Regions from separate parts of the Homo sapiens genome. Here region 2 is linked to region 1. Evidence: read pairs that join two places in POLR2A ChIA-PET (ENCODE). Cell type or tissue: Panc1. All regions are shown on one strand. Links, peaks and the distances in the headings refer to the core of each region. The heading gives the core; the rest is flanking DNA.

Region 1 (8,064 bases), core at 1,237-6,236:
AGTCTTGTCTCCCTGTGGCTTCTGTTTCTGTTGTCTACCCAACAGTCATCTCTAACCTCTTTTACCTACCAGTCCAGTACTCAGGCTAACAATGCCAAGTACCTGCCTTTTCAGCTTAGCCTCCCTGAAGCCCAGAACAGTCATACATCTTAATACTGGTCTTCAAGGCTTGAGGACAAGTCTGCTGTGGCTTGTGGGAAAAGTTTTCCACCATGACAAAGGAGATTTGAGAAAACAAACTGCCCTTTCTATGCCTTTGGATGCAGTTATGCAGATTTGATATCTAGAGCTGTGACAGCCATTTTGTGACCTCAAAAAGAGAGGCCCAAGGACAAAAGGAAGCAAGTTAAAGATGGTAGAGCAGACAGACAGAACTCAGAACCTTGACAACTGCATTAATCACTGTATCAAGTCTATAATTGCCTTGCTCCTGGCCTTCTCATCTTAAACATTATCTCACTTTTAATATGGTATTCTGGTACTTCAAAAGAAAGAATCCTAAATCTATAAGTAGATTTTGTGTGCTTGGAGAGTAAGTCCCACATCTTCTATGTCTGCACTTCTACAGATGCACAGGGGTGTAATTGTTGGGATCCAATTATTTTACGAGTAATTACTTTGGATAAAATTTATCACCCTTAAACTTTGAAAAGATTCCTGAGTGTACAAAAGCAACTGAGGATGCCAGCTTCTATGAAAGTAACTTTGATGGACAGCTACCATAGGTAAAGCATTTCAGATTTCTTATCTCATTCAATACTAGGCTGGGCGCGGTGGCTCACGCCTGTACCCCTGCACTTTGGGAGGCCGAGGTGGGTGGATCACCTGAGGTCAGGAGTTTAAGACCAGCCTGGCCACCATGATGAAACCCCATCTCTATTAAAAATACAAAAAATTAGCTGGGCGTGATGGCAGGCGCCTGTAATCTCAGCTACTCAGGAGGCTGAGGTAGGAGAATTGCTTGAACCCAGGAGGCAGAGGTTGCAGTGAGCCAAGATTGCGCCATTGCACTCCAGCCTGGGCAACAACAGCAAAACTCCATCTAAATAAATAAATAAATAAATAAATAAATAAATAGATAGATAGATTAAAAAAATACTAAAAGAACCCAGTAAGGTTACACACTCCAAATTCATATAAATGAAGTCTAAGTGGTAGAGTAGAGATTTTAATTCAGGTCTCTTATAGATATACTCATACTTTTTCACAATATCTCTCCTTGTCTTTCTAAGTCTTCTATTGCAACTAACGGTGATAAGATTTAAAGATTTTGCTTATCATTCTTTGAATGTTCACTTGATCACATCTCAGATCCCATACAAATGCCACATTACTTGTAGTTGCAAATTCACACCCTCACACAGAGATAATCTGAATACTTACTAAAAAAAAAAAAAAAGAAACAACGCTGTCATCTCCTTGAGGTAGTTTTGTTTGTTTTTTGTTTTTGAATTTTTTCCCTTCTCTTTTTCTAATATAATCAGCTTCCCTAAAAGGGCATGTTTCTGAAATGAGAGAAAAAAATCCTCTAAGCAGTGATTCTCAGTGTGGTCTCCAGACCAGCAGAATCACCTGACAACTTGCTAGAAATGCAAATTCTTGGGCCCCACCCCTGATCTACCAAATAAAAATCTAGTGTAGTGCCCAGAAATGTGTTTTTCACAAGCCCTCCAGGTAATTCAGATATAAATTAAAGTTTCAGAGCCACTGGTCCAAAGTATTTGCTTCTGTATATAGCACTTAAATCACTGCATTAAAACTAGAATGGTGGAATCATATCACTCCTATGAAAACAGTTAAGCAGTGGGTTTCCAAATTCCAATGACTTCTCCAGGCACTGAAGAAACAGTTTCTCTACAACCAAATTGAAATAAGAGATAAATGTCTTCTCTATTATACATATTTGACTCAGATACAAAAACAGACTTAATATTCTAAAATGGTAAGTCTACAATTAAAAGAAGTGTAAAGTAATTTCTGCAACTTAAGATTGATACAGCACAACAATTAAATCACTGCAGCTGTGTGGAGAGATAACATTTATTTTAACATCAGAGCTTGGAGGGAAGAAAGAGAATCAGCAGTTTAAACTCAATTTGGAAATTAGAGATCCCCAGCAGGAAAGCTTTACAACCCAGTTTCCTATCCAGTCTATAAAATAAAGAGGGAGGACTTGGGATTCAACCTCTTCCTGGCAGATAATTTGCTGAGAGTAAAAATGCACTGTATCATTTGTCAGGGCTCTAAGGAACTTCTAACCCTAGTTTAAGGAAGAATCATGGATACCAAGAATAAATCACAAATACTCTAAAAAATCATTCCTTGAAGGGGAAGAAGACTTTGCTGACCTTAATTCCTATCACAGATTTCACTGAACCCAAATGGGGTTTGGTTTCATTAATTTAACCTATAAAAGACAGAAATAGTTGAAGCTGCAGAGAAAATAGCAATGGAACCTGAAACAAAGTCTAATTGTGATTAATTAAAAATTAGTGTCTTCTAAAGACTACCAGAAGATGAAGAACAATAAATTTACAAATATCAGAAATGAGGGAGCAGGCTGGGCATGGAGGCTCACGCCTGTTATCTCAGCACTTTGGGAGGCTGAGGCGGGCGGATTACCTGAGGTCAGGAGTTCGAGACCAGCCTGGTCAACATGGTGAAACCCTGTCTCCACTAAAAATACAAAAAATTAGCCAGGCATGGTGGTGGGTGCCTTGCAGTCCCAGCTACTCAGGAGGCTGAGGCAGGAGAATCGCTTGAACCCAGGAGGCGGAGGCTTCAGTAAGCCTAGATCGTGCCACTGTATTCCAGCCTGGGTGGCAGAGTGAAACTCCATCTCAAAAAAAAAAAAAAAAGAAAGAAAAGAAATAAGGGAGCAAAGGAGACTATATGCTGGAAGAATTTGAAACCAGTTTAGAAAAATCAATTAACTGAAAACAAGCAGTACAAAGATCATTTAGAAATTTATGTGTAGATATTGAATTATGTTTTCTCACAGAAACATTCCTAACTAATGCTTGGATTCCTAAACTAGCAACTGATAGCAAAACTACCAAAAGCAAAGTGGGGTTATCTCCAGTGAGATGCAAAAGCAGTCATTCATATGTACAAGTTATTCGGTTTACATAGAGGGCTGCTACTTGTATTTGATCAACACCTATATAGTGCAAAATGCACACCAAGTTAGGTACTATGACAGATTCTGAGAAGTAATCATCCACAAAAAACAACAAGTTAATAAACAAGTTTATACAGACAGGGAAAAGCCAAGGAGCCAGAGGTAGATGTTCACTCCTGTCTGAAAACCCATGAAAAGAACAATGAGAAAAAAATGGCAACAGCATCTCAGAACTTCTAGACCTAGAATATCAGGGCACAAAAGAGAAGCTCTTGGAGTTATGTGTCTAGTTGCTAATTAAATGGCTGAGGAGAACTGAAATGGAAATTCATAGAGAGGCTGGTTTCTCTCTCCTTAGGCAAACCAAATATTCTATTATTTTCCATTTTGGGTTAGGCTTCTGCTATTAAGTTAGCTGCTGATTTCCCTCCTGTTCTGTGTAGTTTTATTTATTTTATTTTTATTTTTAGAGACAAGGTCTCGCTCTGTTGCCCAGGCTGGAGTGCAGTAGTGCCATATCGGCTCACTTCAAACTCCATCACCAGGGCTCACACGATCCTTCCATCTCAGTCTCCTGAGTAGCTGAAACTACAGGCCATGTGCCACCACGCCCAGCTAATTTTTTGATTTTTTTTTTTTTGGTAGAAATGGGGTCTCCCTGTTGCCCAGGCTGATTTCAAACTCCTCGGCTCAAGTGATCTTCCTGCTCCCTCCCAAAGTGCTGGGATTACAGGCATAAGCCAACATATCCAGCCCTGTGTAGGAGTTTTTAAAAGATCAGTCCTGTTAACTTCATGAGGTAACAGCAGGCTGGCAAAACAAGGAGATACTGCAAGGTTAACTCTGTGTGTGCTGAAAGCATGCAATTCTTTTGACCTCCATTCACTTGTAAATCACCTTACATATTAGTTTTACAGTCTTTAAAACTGTAGCATTCTAGTTATTTATTTCTCTCCTCAGACCAATATATGAGAGCTATCTGTGGTTTAAATACAACCATCAACTTCCCCCAGCCCCTGCCACAAAAACACTTAACAAAAAAAATCTGTGTAGCTTGATTTGGGACCTGGACTATGAAAGTAAATTAGGTTTTAGAGATGCTAACGTGTGTATCAGGTAGTATGATCACTGTATGTGTGCAAAGAGGTGGAGTTCTGTTATTTCCTTACAGAATGAAGGTTTGAACAGCAAAAGGCAGATATTTTAGAGAAACTAAGCAACTTCAGAAAGGCATCTGAAGAAAAGAAGACACTGAGTAAGAAAGGAGGGAAAAGCATCCCTTGAACATTTGTCTGGGGATGTATGCCAGGAAAGAAAGACAAGTGCAGAAAGATCGCTGTTACTTAGAATGCTGAGACTACAAAGTTAGGTGTCAGATGATTGTGAAAAGAGCCTATTTCCTCGCAAGTAAAGAGCTCTATTCCTTCTTTAATAAATAAGAGAACTGAAAGATTTAGCTCTAGTATTAGAAGAGGAACCTAGATTGATATCAAGGAAGGCTAGAGATACCTAAAATTAAGAACTACCAGGCTGAACTGGGGGTAAAGTGAGTGATGGTCTTATATTTGCAATTAATTTCCTATATAGCATTCTGACCACAAGATGTCCTCACACTGTAACAAGGTCATTTTGTATTCTAATTGATTAAGTGCACTATGATGAGAGAAGCTGCCTAGAAGGAGCTAAGTGAAAGCTTGTAAACCTCAGGTATAATCTTTCAAAGAGATTCATTCCCTATTCTTTGGAGAAACAGTTATACCAATGATTAAAACTCTCTGAGAAGAATATCACCTGAATAACTCTCTAGGGCTCTTCTTCCCTGATCTAAACCCTTGACATGTACTAAAAACTCAGTTAATTTTGGGTACAGCAGAGGTAGTACCTACCCCTCAAGATCCTTGAATCCATAAAATTGTTAAAGATGAGAGAAGCCCAATTACACATTTTGTCCTAGTCTGCCTTTCTTCTCGGTCACCCACAGTTCAGTAGCCAACACCATAGGGAGGTTGCCAAGCGCCTTGGGGGAACCCTCATGGAGGCAGAAGACAAGGTGCTCACATAAAATTCAGTTCCCGGCTGGGTGCGGTGTCTCATGCCTGTAATCCTAGCAGTTTGGGAGGCCGAGGCGGGCAGATTGCCTGAACTCAGGAGTTCGAGATGAGCCTGGGCAACAAGGTGAAACCCCATCTCTACTAAAATACAAAAAATTAGCTGGGCGTGGCAGCTTGTGCCTGTAGTCCCAGCCACTTGGGAGGCTGAGGCAGGAGAATTGCTTGAACCCAGGAGGCAGAGGTTGCAGTGAGCTGAGATCGTGCCACTGCACTCCAGGCTGGTCGACAGAGCAAGACTCCACCTCAAAAAAAAAAAAAAAAACTCAGTTCCCACCAGGAAATTCTTGGAAGAAGCCCTGTCGAATATTGGTCATGGGCCTGCAGAATCCTCCCCGTTCCCTTGGATGGGGAGAAAAATTGGCAGACTTTTCAGTCCCTCTCATCCAGCATCATGGAAAATAACCTAGAAAAGTGGGACTTTATAGAATGCTAATAGAGGTAGCTCAGAGCTGATTACAGGTTGAGCAATGTCAGGAAATAAGTAAAGGGATAAGAGTAGAAGTGTTTCAAAAGATTCTAGCCATAAAATAGCAATGCCCCAGAGCCAGAGAACAGAGGAGTGAGAGTGTCTAAAAAGAGATGTTTCTCAAAGAAATGAACATTTCTCTAAACTAGTTTCCATCTTAGGAAAAGGATTTTGGAGATGAATTCAGAAATTGCTTCAACGGACAGAGATTCTAGAGAGATGGTCAATACAAGGGGTCTTACCTACTAAACCATAATTGGGAGGTGTCATGAGAACCACTGGGGTGAGAAACTCCCAAAAGCTAAAGGAGGATCTTAGTAATCTAGGGACTTCAGTAATCAAGGAATGCCTCCTACAATCAAGAGTGTTGGTTGCCCGAAATCCAAGCCAACCATAACTTAAAGAGCAGCTTGCTGGTGAGCGGAAGCTCAACTTTGAGGTAGGGCTTCAGAGATAGCCACAAGGCTGTCCCCTTGTAGTGTCCCTTGCCTAGGATGCTTTGTGTCTTTATGGAGGCCAAAGAGAAACACCTTGGGTCTCTAAGCTTTAGGCCAAAGGGAAGATTCAGGACAAGAATTTAGCCCTAACTAACAAAAGCAAGAGACTAGAGACCCAAAATAGGAGAGCATCAAGGAAGAAATGAAAGATCGGGGAACTGCCAAGTCATAGGGAAGAATTACCCTGCCCAGGGCAAGAGATTAGCAGAGACCCTTGTGAATAAGACCCCCTGATTATTGCCAAAGAAAAGAGTTCCTCTGAAAAGAAAATTGCAGGAAAGAATAAGCTGCTTTTGACAACGGCTTTTTCTCATAAACCATATGAAGTGCAGGAAGGTCGCCTGCAGAAATCAGTCTGTGTTGATCTCTGCACAGAGTGCAGGCCCAGTTGAAATCAGAACTCTCCTCATAGGCAGTAGGAATAGATACTAAATCATAGGTGTTTATGATAGTCATTGGCCTGATCCTAGAAAAAAACCTGGAGTTTAGGCATGGACTTCTTGCATGGGATATTGGTCGGTACTATTTTTTTTTTCAGGTTTGGTTTTAGGATAGGACCTTGGGTCCCATCCTAGCTTTATGTCTATTAAAAATAAAACTATTCCCTTTGGGCCCGCAATTCTATTTCTAGGAATTGATTATAATTATGTTAAATGACATTTTCCCAATGTTACTCATTGCAGCATTTATTATAATAACGATATCCTGGAGACTGGTTAAATACATTATGGTGTATCTATATAATGGAATATTATCTGAAATAAATAAAAACAAGGAAGTTTTTGATGTACTAATATGGAAATATTTCTAAAGCAGAATAGGTAAAAAAAAAAAAAGCAAAATATGCAATATTGTATATAGTATGTCACCATTAGTGTAAAAGAGAAGAATGTGTGTGTGTATGCTTGCATGTCTATGCATGCAAAGAGACAAAGAAAACTATTAATATTGTTTGTGAAGAGGAGAACTGGATGGCCAGGGTACGAAAGTAGAGGATGACTTCATTATATACCCTTTATGAGGTTTTGACTTTTGAACTTTGTAAATGTCTTACCTAGTTTAAAAAATTAAACAAAAATAAATTTTAAAATCGAATAATAACAAAAGAACGTCTTTAGCCTTTTAGCAGTAAGCAAGTCCCAGGAAAAACCAGATTTGATTAAACTCTGACATGTGAGTGAGGATACTGACAAGTGTCACACAGGCATCTACTGGGGTCTGTGTGAACTTGTTTGGAGATCTGGAATACTGATACCATAAATCTAAAATCTGTACATGAAATCATTCAGACACTGATTTAGCAAATTTCTACTGAACTACCATGCCTTCATTGTCTATTTGATAAAAATAAGAGTTTTCTCTTAGAGTTTTTCTCTTCATAATCTGTAATTTCTACCTCAATACAAAACAAACAGGCTTTCTTTTAGATGGATATGATACAATTGAAGTCTGCACACCCCAAAGGTCAGAATGGAATCTTTCATGAGTAAACTCTAATTGCAGACAAAGACTCTTCTATATATGACAACATCATACAGGGCCAACTGAAGCAGTACTAAGACTTTTTGAAGTTGTTATATTCCCTTAAGCATTTCTAAAACTTTTCACATGAGAAAGTAAGGAAGCAAAATATGGTATTTTTGGAATGAAACTCTGGCTAACAGGGTTATGGGGCATCTGAGAAGTCACGGGATAGGTCTAACTTTCTCAGAGGGGAGGCTGCAATTGTTTTTTTTTTTCTCTTTATTTCCAACATCTGCTCTTAAAATTAGTTCTGCACAAATGTTTGCAGATACAGAGCAGCTGGCAGTCTTGCCTGCATTTTGCCCATTGGTGGATTGTAAGGAAGTCACTGAAGTAGGGCTATTG
Region 2 (7,452 bases), core at 1,666-6,665, 170 kb before region 1:
TGATAAAAGGAAAAATATAACTTTCATAAGTATTATCTATAATGCAAGTTACCAGCCAAGTTAGAAGTGGGCTGCAAGAGTTTCTTTGTAAGTGATATTCATTGCAAACATTAGTGTTTTTTTTTTTTTATTTTTCGAGATGGAGTCTCACTCTATCGCCCAGGCTGGAGTGCAGTGGTGTGATCTTGGCTCACTGCAACCCCCGCCCCCCGGGTTCAAGCGGTTCTCCTGCCTCAGCCTCCCAAGTAAACGGGATTACGGGCACCTGCCACTGCGCCTGGCTCATTTTTGTGTTTTTAGTAGAGATGGGGTTTCACCATGTTGGCCAGGATGCTCTCGATCTCTTGACCTTGTGATCCACCCGCCTCGGCCTCCCAAAGTGCTGGGATTACAGGTGCGAGCCACTACGCCCGGCCAGATGTCTCTTTAAAGTTTATTTTATAATATCAAAAGCATTTCAAATGTTTGGCTCTCCCTTGCTTACTCAAACTGTAACAGAAGTTCCCAAACCTAATGAGAAGGGCCCCAGACATTTAATACTGACTTAGGCTTGAATAACATGCATATCTCAGATCCATTCAATTTTAAGCTTCTTTTTTGTTTTTGTGTTTCACTCTGTTACCCAGGCTGGAATGCAGTGGTGTGATCTGCAACCTCTGCCTCCCGGGGTCCAGCAATCTTCCCACCTCAGCCTCCCAAAGAGCTGGGACCACAAGTGCCCGCCACCATGCTTGGCTAATTTTTTGTATCTTTGGTAGAGATGGGGTTTCACCATGTTGTCCAGACTGGTCAATTTTAAGCTTCTTAAATGGAAGAATAGCACTTAAGAGTTCCTGGAATTTGATCACAGGCCTCTAGACAGTACCTACAGTATTGATTCAACACCTATATCCTAATTAGAAGGATGAGATAAAAATCTTTGAAGAAAAAATTCTGAAATGTGAGGGGATAAACCCAAGACTTTAATTAAAGTTCCTTTTAGGCCGGGCGCAGTGGCTCACGTCTGTAATCCCAAAACTTTGGGAGGCTGAGGCAGGTGGATCGCTTGAGGTCAGGAGTTCGAGATCAGCTGGCCAACAGGGCAAAATCCTCTCTCTACTAAAAATACAAAAAAAATTAGCTGGGTGTGGTGGCATGTGTCTATAATCCCAGCTACTCAGGAGGCTGAGGCAGGAGAATTGCTGGAACCCAGGAGGAGGAGGTTGCAGTAGGTTGAGATCACGCCACTCCACTCCAGCCTGGGCGACAGGGCAAGTGAGACTCTCAAAAAAAAAAAAAAGTTCCTTTTAAGCTTCAAGATTCTAGGTTAAGGAATTAAAAATCTATGTGCCGCAGCCATAAGGAAAAGTCTAACGCCCATCCTGGTTTAAGGTTTATTTCGTATTCCTCTGTTGGAGATAAGATTAAGCAAAATCTAATAATTTATTAACACAATCAAATAAATTTAAAATGGCAATTTTGTACATAATATCCTAATTTTGAAAAGGACAGCATTTCCAATGTTTCTTCAGTCTCCAGAACCTATATTGAAATCAATGACTGGAATAAGACAATAATTGAGATGCATTTGATTTATCAACTAAAGTTCTCCTTGAAAAGGACACTACTGAAGTCCATTTTAATTGTCTAAACAAAACAATTATTCTGGACTTTAAAACTTGGCAGCAATAGTAACTAAGATTATATTTCCAAGAAACTACATTTACTGCCTAAATGTGGAATCCTATTACAAGTTACAGGTGAATTGGATCCAGCAATCTTAGGACTGAAGTAGGTCTGAGAAGTCATCCCCTGCCTCTTTATTCCTGAAGAACCCAATCTGTTTTCAAAGCTCATCTATTAAAGAATAATGCTATTCCCTCGGCATCCAATTTAAATGTTTAACCTAATTACAAGCAGTTTACAAACTGGGCATAGTGGCATGCCAGCTACTCGGGAGGCTGCAGTGGGAGTATTACTAAAAATACAAAAATTAGCAGGGCATCATGGCATGTACCTGTAATCCCAGCTACTCAGGAGGCTGAGTCGTGAGAATCAGTTGAACCCAGGAGGCAGAGGCTGCAATAAGCCGAGAACACACCACTGCATTCCAGCCTGGGTGACAAAGCGAGATCCATCTCAAAAAAAAAAAAAAAAAAAAAAAAGAGCTTCTCTCCTCAGCATCATCTAACATCAGGAAATACTCCTCCTTAAGCTTAAACTGTAACTTTGCCTTTAATTTCTTTTCACCACTGGGTGCAGTGGCTCACGCCTATAATCCCAGCACTTTGGGAAGCCAAGGCGGGCAGATCACCTGAGGTCGGGAGTTCAAGACCAGCCAGACCAATATGGAGAAACCCGGTCTCTCCTAAAAATACAAAAAATTAGCCAGGCGTGGTGGCGCATGCCGGTAATCCCAGCTACTCAGGAGGCTGAGGCAGGAGAATCGCTTGAACCTGGGAGGCGGAGGTTGTGGTGAGCCAAGATTGCGCCATTGTACTCCAGCCTGGGCAAAAGAGTGAAACTCTGTCTCAAAAAAAAAAAAAAAAAGACTTAATTTCTTTACACCAAGAGTCTTACATGCATGCCCCTGTGTGCATGATGTAAGACTCTTGGTGAAAAGAAATTAATTACCCCCAGTAAACTACATTATAAAGGCCCAATGTCTAAGACAGGCAGTTCACCCAATCCATCAGAGAGAAAGGTTCCAAAAGTAGGTAAATATTAAATGCTAGTCAAAAGAATGAAGCAAAATCAATAGCCAAAATTAAAACAGGCTTCACTTGTGACACTAGTAAACTAAAGAACACTGTCTTCAAAAGAAAAAGATTAGAGCTTCAGGAAGTCTCTGAATTTTTTTTTAAATCAGTCTGTATGAAATTCTTAAATATGAATTATATTCTGTGTAGCCATTAAAAACCATGATTTATTTATTGACATGGAAAGATATCCATGATAAACTATGAAGAAAGTAGGTTACAAAAAGGTATTTCTATTTTTATCACATTTTCGTAGAAACAAAACAATGCTCTTCCTCTCACTCTTTACACACACACACACACAGACACACACACACACATAGACACACACACTCTCTCTCTCATATATACATATTTAAAAAAAGAGTGGAAGGATACTTATCCAAATTGCTGAGAACGATTTTCTCAGAATGTAGAATACAGAGTGATTTTTATTTTATTTATACCTTTTTGCATTGTTTGGGAGAAAAAAAAACCCCACATAATACATTTATAGCTAGAAAAAATGAACCAATTTCCATTTTAGAAAGCAACATATGATGAAAACCAAAATCATAAAACTTCTCATTTTCTTGAATTCTCCTGCAAAATACTCAAAAAAGACCTCTTTGTACCTTATCAACACTTCAGCTTTAGTTAAGAACATCAATTGAAATTACTTCAAATGTCCTGAAAATTCTTAATTTCTCAGATTAATGTTTTAATTAAATGGTTGATCTTTGGTAACGTGCAAGAGTACTATAAAACCACTTTCTTTATTTTACTAGCTACAGTTTTTCTAAGTACTACAGTTAATGCTTGATGCCTGTATTTGGAACACAGAGCTTCCCTGGAGGAAAAGATTGGCTTTGTCCTATTTTCTCTCTTTTTTTTTTTTTGAGACAGAGTCTCGCTCTGTTGCCCAGGCTGGAGTGCAGTGGCACGATCTCGGCTCACTGAAAGCTCTGCCTCCCGGGTTCACACCATTCTCCTGCCTCAGCCTCCTGAGTAGCTGGGACTACAGGCACCTGCCACCACGCCCGGCTAATTTTTTGTATTTTTAGTAGAGACGGGGTTTCGCCGTGTTAGCCAGGATGGTCTCGATCTCCTGAACTCGTGATCCACCCGCCTCGGCCTCCCAAAGTGCTGGGATTATAGGCGTGAGCCACTGTGCCCGGCTTATTTTCAATGCTAAAGCAAAATGTGTGGTTTGGTTGGGTTATTTAAAAAATGAAGTCAAGACTTTCAGCCGGGCGCGGTGGCTCATGCCTGTAATCCCAGCACTTTGGGAGGCCGAGATGGGCAGATCACTTGAGGTCAGGAGTTCAAGACCAGCCTGGCCAACATGGTGAAAGCCTGTCTCTACTACAAATACAAAAAATTAGCCGGGTATGGTGGCATGGGCCTGTAATCCCAGCTAGTCGGGGGGCTGAGACAGGAGAATCACTTGAACTCGGGAGGCAGAGGTTGCAATGGGCCAAGATCGAGCCACTGCACTCCAGACTGGGCGACAGAGCAAGACTCTGTCTCAAAAAAATAAATAAATAAATAAAAAATAAAAAAAAAAAAACAAGACTTTCAGTTGACTATCAAACTTTTAACCTTCTGCACAAATCTTCAGAGTTTCAGCATTACAAATTTAACTCAAAACAAAAGCCTTTGCTTTGAGTCTACAAATGCTCCTTTCAGTTACAGAAGTGCTAATTTGTCCAAAGTCATACAATGCATTGACTCATTTTCTTGAAGATGACTCACTCAATAAGCTGAAACATAATGACTATGTGTTTGTAACAACTCAAAACAACTGTAAAACGGCTTGTCATTTGAACTTTGAATTCAGAGGCATCAGTTACATTTTCTGAATTTATATTTTATAAATGTAAAGCAGCTGAAGATGCATATTTTAGTAAGAAAAGAATTGCCAGCTCTGCCTTTGTAACTGCTTCCTTCATGTTCTTCCAAGTCTCTATGTAGTTAAAATTATTTTAATATTTAGAGGTTCAAACCAAATTCCAGAAGGTTATCAATGAGAAAACGATAAAGTGATGTTAGATCTCTTTAAAGCTTTAGCTTTACCAAAACACACAAATGTTGAAAGCTATCAGCAAATATTTATTGGGCATCCAGTATGTGCAAGTGACTGTTGTTATGGGTTTTCAAAGAGGTGTACTCCAAGTGTGATTCCTGGATCAGCAGCATCAGCAGTGTTTCGAAACTGGCTTAAAAATACAAATTATCTCTGCTTCCCCTTTACTAATCGAACTCTGCATGTGGAGTCCACCAATTGGTGATTTAACAAAGCTCTCCATGTGATTCTGATATACTTTAAAGTTGGAGAATCATTGCTTCAGATGATGATGATGATTATTATTAGAGGGTCTTGCACTGTTGCCCAGGTTGAGGGCAGTGGCGTGATCATGGCTCACTGCAGCCTTGACCTGCCAGGCTCAAGCAATACTCCCACTGCAGCCTCCCGAGTAGCTGGCATGCCACTATGCCCAGCCAATTTTTTACTTTTTGTAGAGACAGGGTTTTGCCATGTTGCCTAGGCTGGTCTTGAACTCCTGGGCTCAAGCGATCCTCCTGCCTTGGCCTCCCAAAGTGCTAGGATTACAGACATGAGCCACCACACCCCAATCACTCCAGATTATTAATACTGTAAGAATAGCATCCCCCCCGTTCCCTTTTAAATAATAATAATAACATTATTATTATTTTTTGAGACAGAATCTTCTTCTGTCATCCAGGTTGGAGTGTAATGGCACAATCTCGGCTCACTGCAACCACCGCCTCTTGGGTTCAAGTGATTCTCCTGCCTCAGCCTCCTGAGTAGCTGGGACTACAGGTGTGTGCCAACACACCTGGCTAATTTTTGTATTTTTAGTAGAGACAGGGTTTTACCATGTTGGCCAGGCTGGTCTTGAACTCCTGACCTCAAATGATCTGCCCACCTCGGCCTCCCAAAGTGTTGGGATTACAGGCATGAGCCACTGTGCCTGGCCTTAGATAATTATTTAAGAAAGAAATATATCAAGAAATACAGACAAGATTTATATAAATGTATAATGTTACTTTTGGTTAGGATATAAAACATTTAAAAAATTAAAATTAAGATATAAAATAACTATGAAAAGATTCCTTTAAATTTTTATATATTCTAATCAAAGGACTCATTACCACATACCTAGATTACTGCAATAACTACCCTAGCAGGCCTCCCTGATTTAAAATGATCTTTTCCTCCTCTCTATTCTGTATTAGCTTCTGAGGAATCTTCCCTAACTACTATAGCTGTCCCACGGCATTCTTTGGCTCAAAAACCTGTAATGTTTCACAAGTGCTTATTGAAAAGGGAGAGGTACTACCTTTAGTTAGTAATCTAGAGCAGGCAGCAAGCTTGTGCAACCCGTGGCCCAAGATGGCTTTCAATGTGGCCCAGCATAAATTCATAAACTTTCTGAAAACATTATGAGATATTGTGATTTTTTTTTTAAGCTCATCAGCTATCGTTAGTGTATTTTATATGTGGCCCAAGACAATTCTTCTTTTTCCAGTGTGGTCCAGGGAAGCCAAATGATTGGACACCCCTGAGAGGCTCAGATGGGAAATGTAAATAAGGAAAGTAAGCCACGTGAATATTGAATGGGTAGAAATACTTTCCAATTTCCACAAAGAAATATGGTCATCTCAGTTTTGTTTTCCTAGTTTTATTGGAGGTATTACTACAACAGTGCAGGAATGATGACAAATGGTGACACTTGACTTAAGAAGACAATAGGGGCTGGGCACTGTGGCTCACGCCTGTAATCCCAGCACTTTGGGAGGCCAAGGTGGGTGGATCACGAGGTCAGGAGTTCGAGACCAGCCTGTCCAATACGGTGAAACCCCATCTCTACTAAAAATACAAAAATTAGCTGAGCATGGTAGTGTGCGCCTGTAGTCCCAGCTGCTCGGGAGGCTGAGGCAGGAGAATCGATCGAACCTGGGAGGTGGAGGTTGCAGTGAGCCGAGATTGTGCCACTGCACTCCAGCCTGGGCAAAAGAGCAAGACTCCGTCTCACAAAGAGGATTATGGTAAATTAAGAACCCATGCTAGATCTCACCTAACTTTAAAATTCTGGCTTATGTTTTTTTAAAAAAACACTGTGATCCAAACAAAATGTATCTCTGGCCTATACACTGCCAGTTTGAGACCTCCAGTTTACAGCACTAAATCCATATTTGCCTGCCTTGTTTTCTAGTCTCTATCTTCCCAATAATCATAATAATAATCCCCATACTTAGACAGCATTTTGCACTATGCAGTATGTTTTCATGTCCAGTTGACCCTCTCAACGTGAGAGGTAGTCAGGAGATGAGGAAATGGGCACAGACAGGGTAAAGTAACTTGTCCAGTATCGTATGATTAGTAAAGACCTAAGTCCACGTCTCCTGAGTCTGAAGCCAGCATCAATCTTTGGCCATTTCACTCCCTCCTTGTCCTTCCCTATGTGTGTTTTTGCTTGTTAAGTCCTTATCTAGAATAATTTCTTTCTACCAATCCAAATCTCATCATCTTTCAACAGTCAGCTCAAGCTCCACTGACTACATAAATCTTCCTAATCTAGGTCAAATCCCCAAGGTTTTTCTCCATTTTCTGAACTTCAATTGTAATTATAGTTAATAACTTACAAATTGGTGCTTACCAACAGTCTTAAACCATCAAATTATTTCACAACACTCCACATTATCTTCT

What was found. Peaks named below come from ENCODE experiments on the same cell type or tissue, not always from the same donor. Only the 100,000 strongest peaks of a DNase experiment are listed, where the experiment ranks them.
Region 2: POLR2A ChIA-PET joins it to region 1 with 10 read pairs; 6 of 35 experiments call an interaction of 5 or more read pairs at or near these places.

The regions. Positions count from the first base shown.
Region 1 is chr17:29,863,261-29,871,324 of GRCh38, forward strand. The region is part of intron 1 of SSH2 (slingshot protein phosphatase 2); the gene reads right to left. Among named protein-coding and RNA genes, the nearest start is that of SSH2, 63 kb to the right of the region's middle. In Panc1, for the core only: CTCF peaks have their summits at 4,661 and 4,861; no DNase peak of the experiment used is centred there; H3K27ac peaks cover 258 bases.
Region 2 is chr17:29,687,893-29,695,344 of GRCh38, forward strand. The region is part of intron 5 of SSH2 (slingshot protein phosphatase 2); the gene reads right to left. Among named protein-coding and RNA genes, the nearest start is that of SSH2-AS1, 52 kb to the left of the region's middle. In Panc1, for the core only: no CTCF peak of the experiment used is centred there; a DNase peak (open chromatin) is centred at 4,459.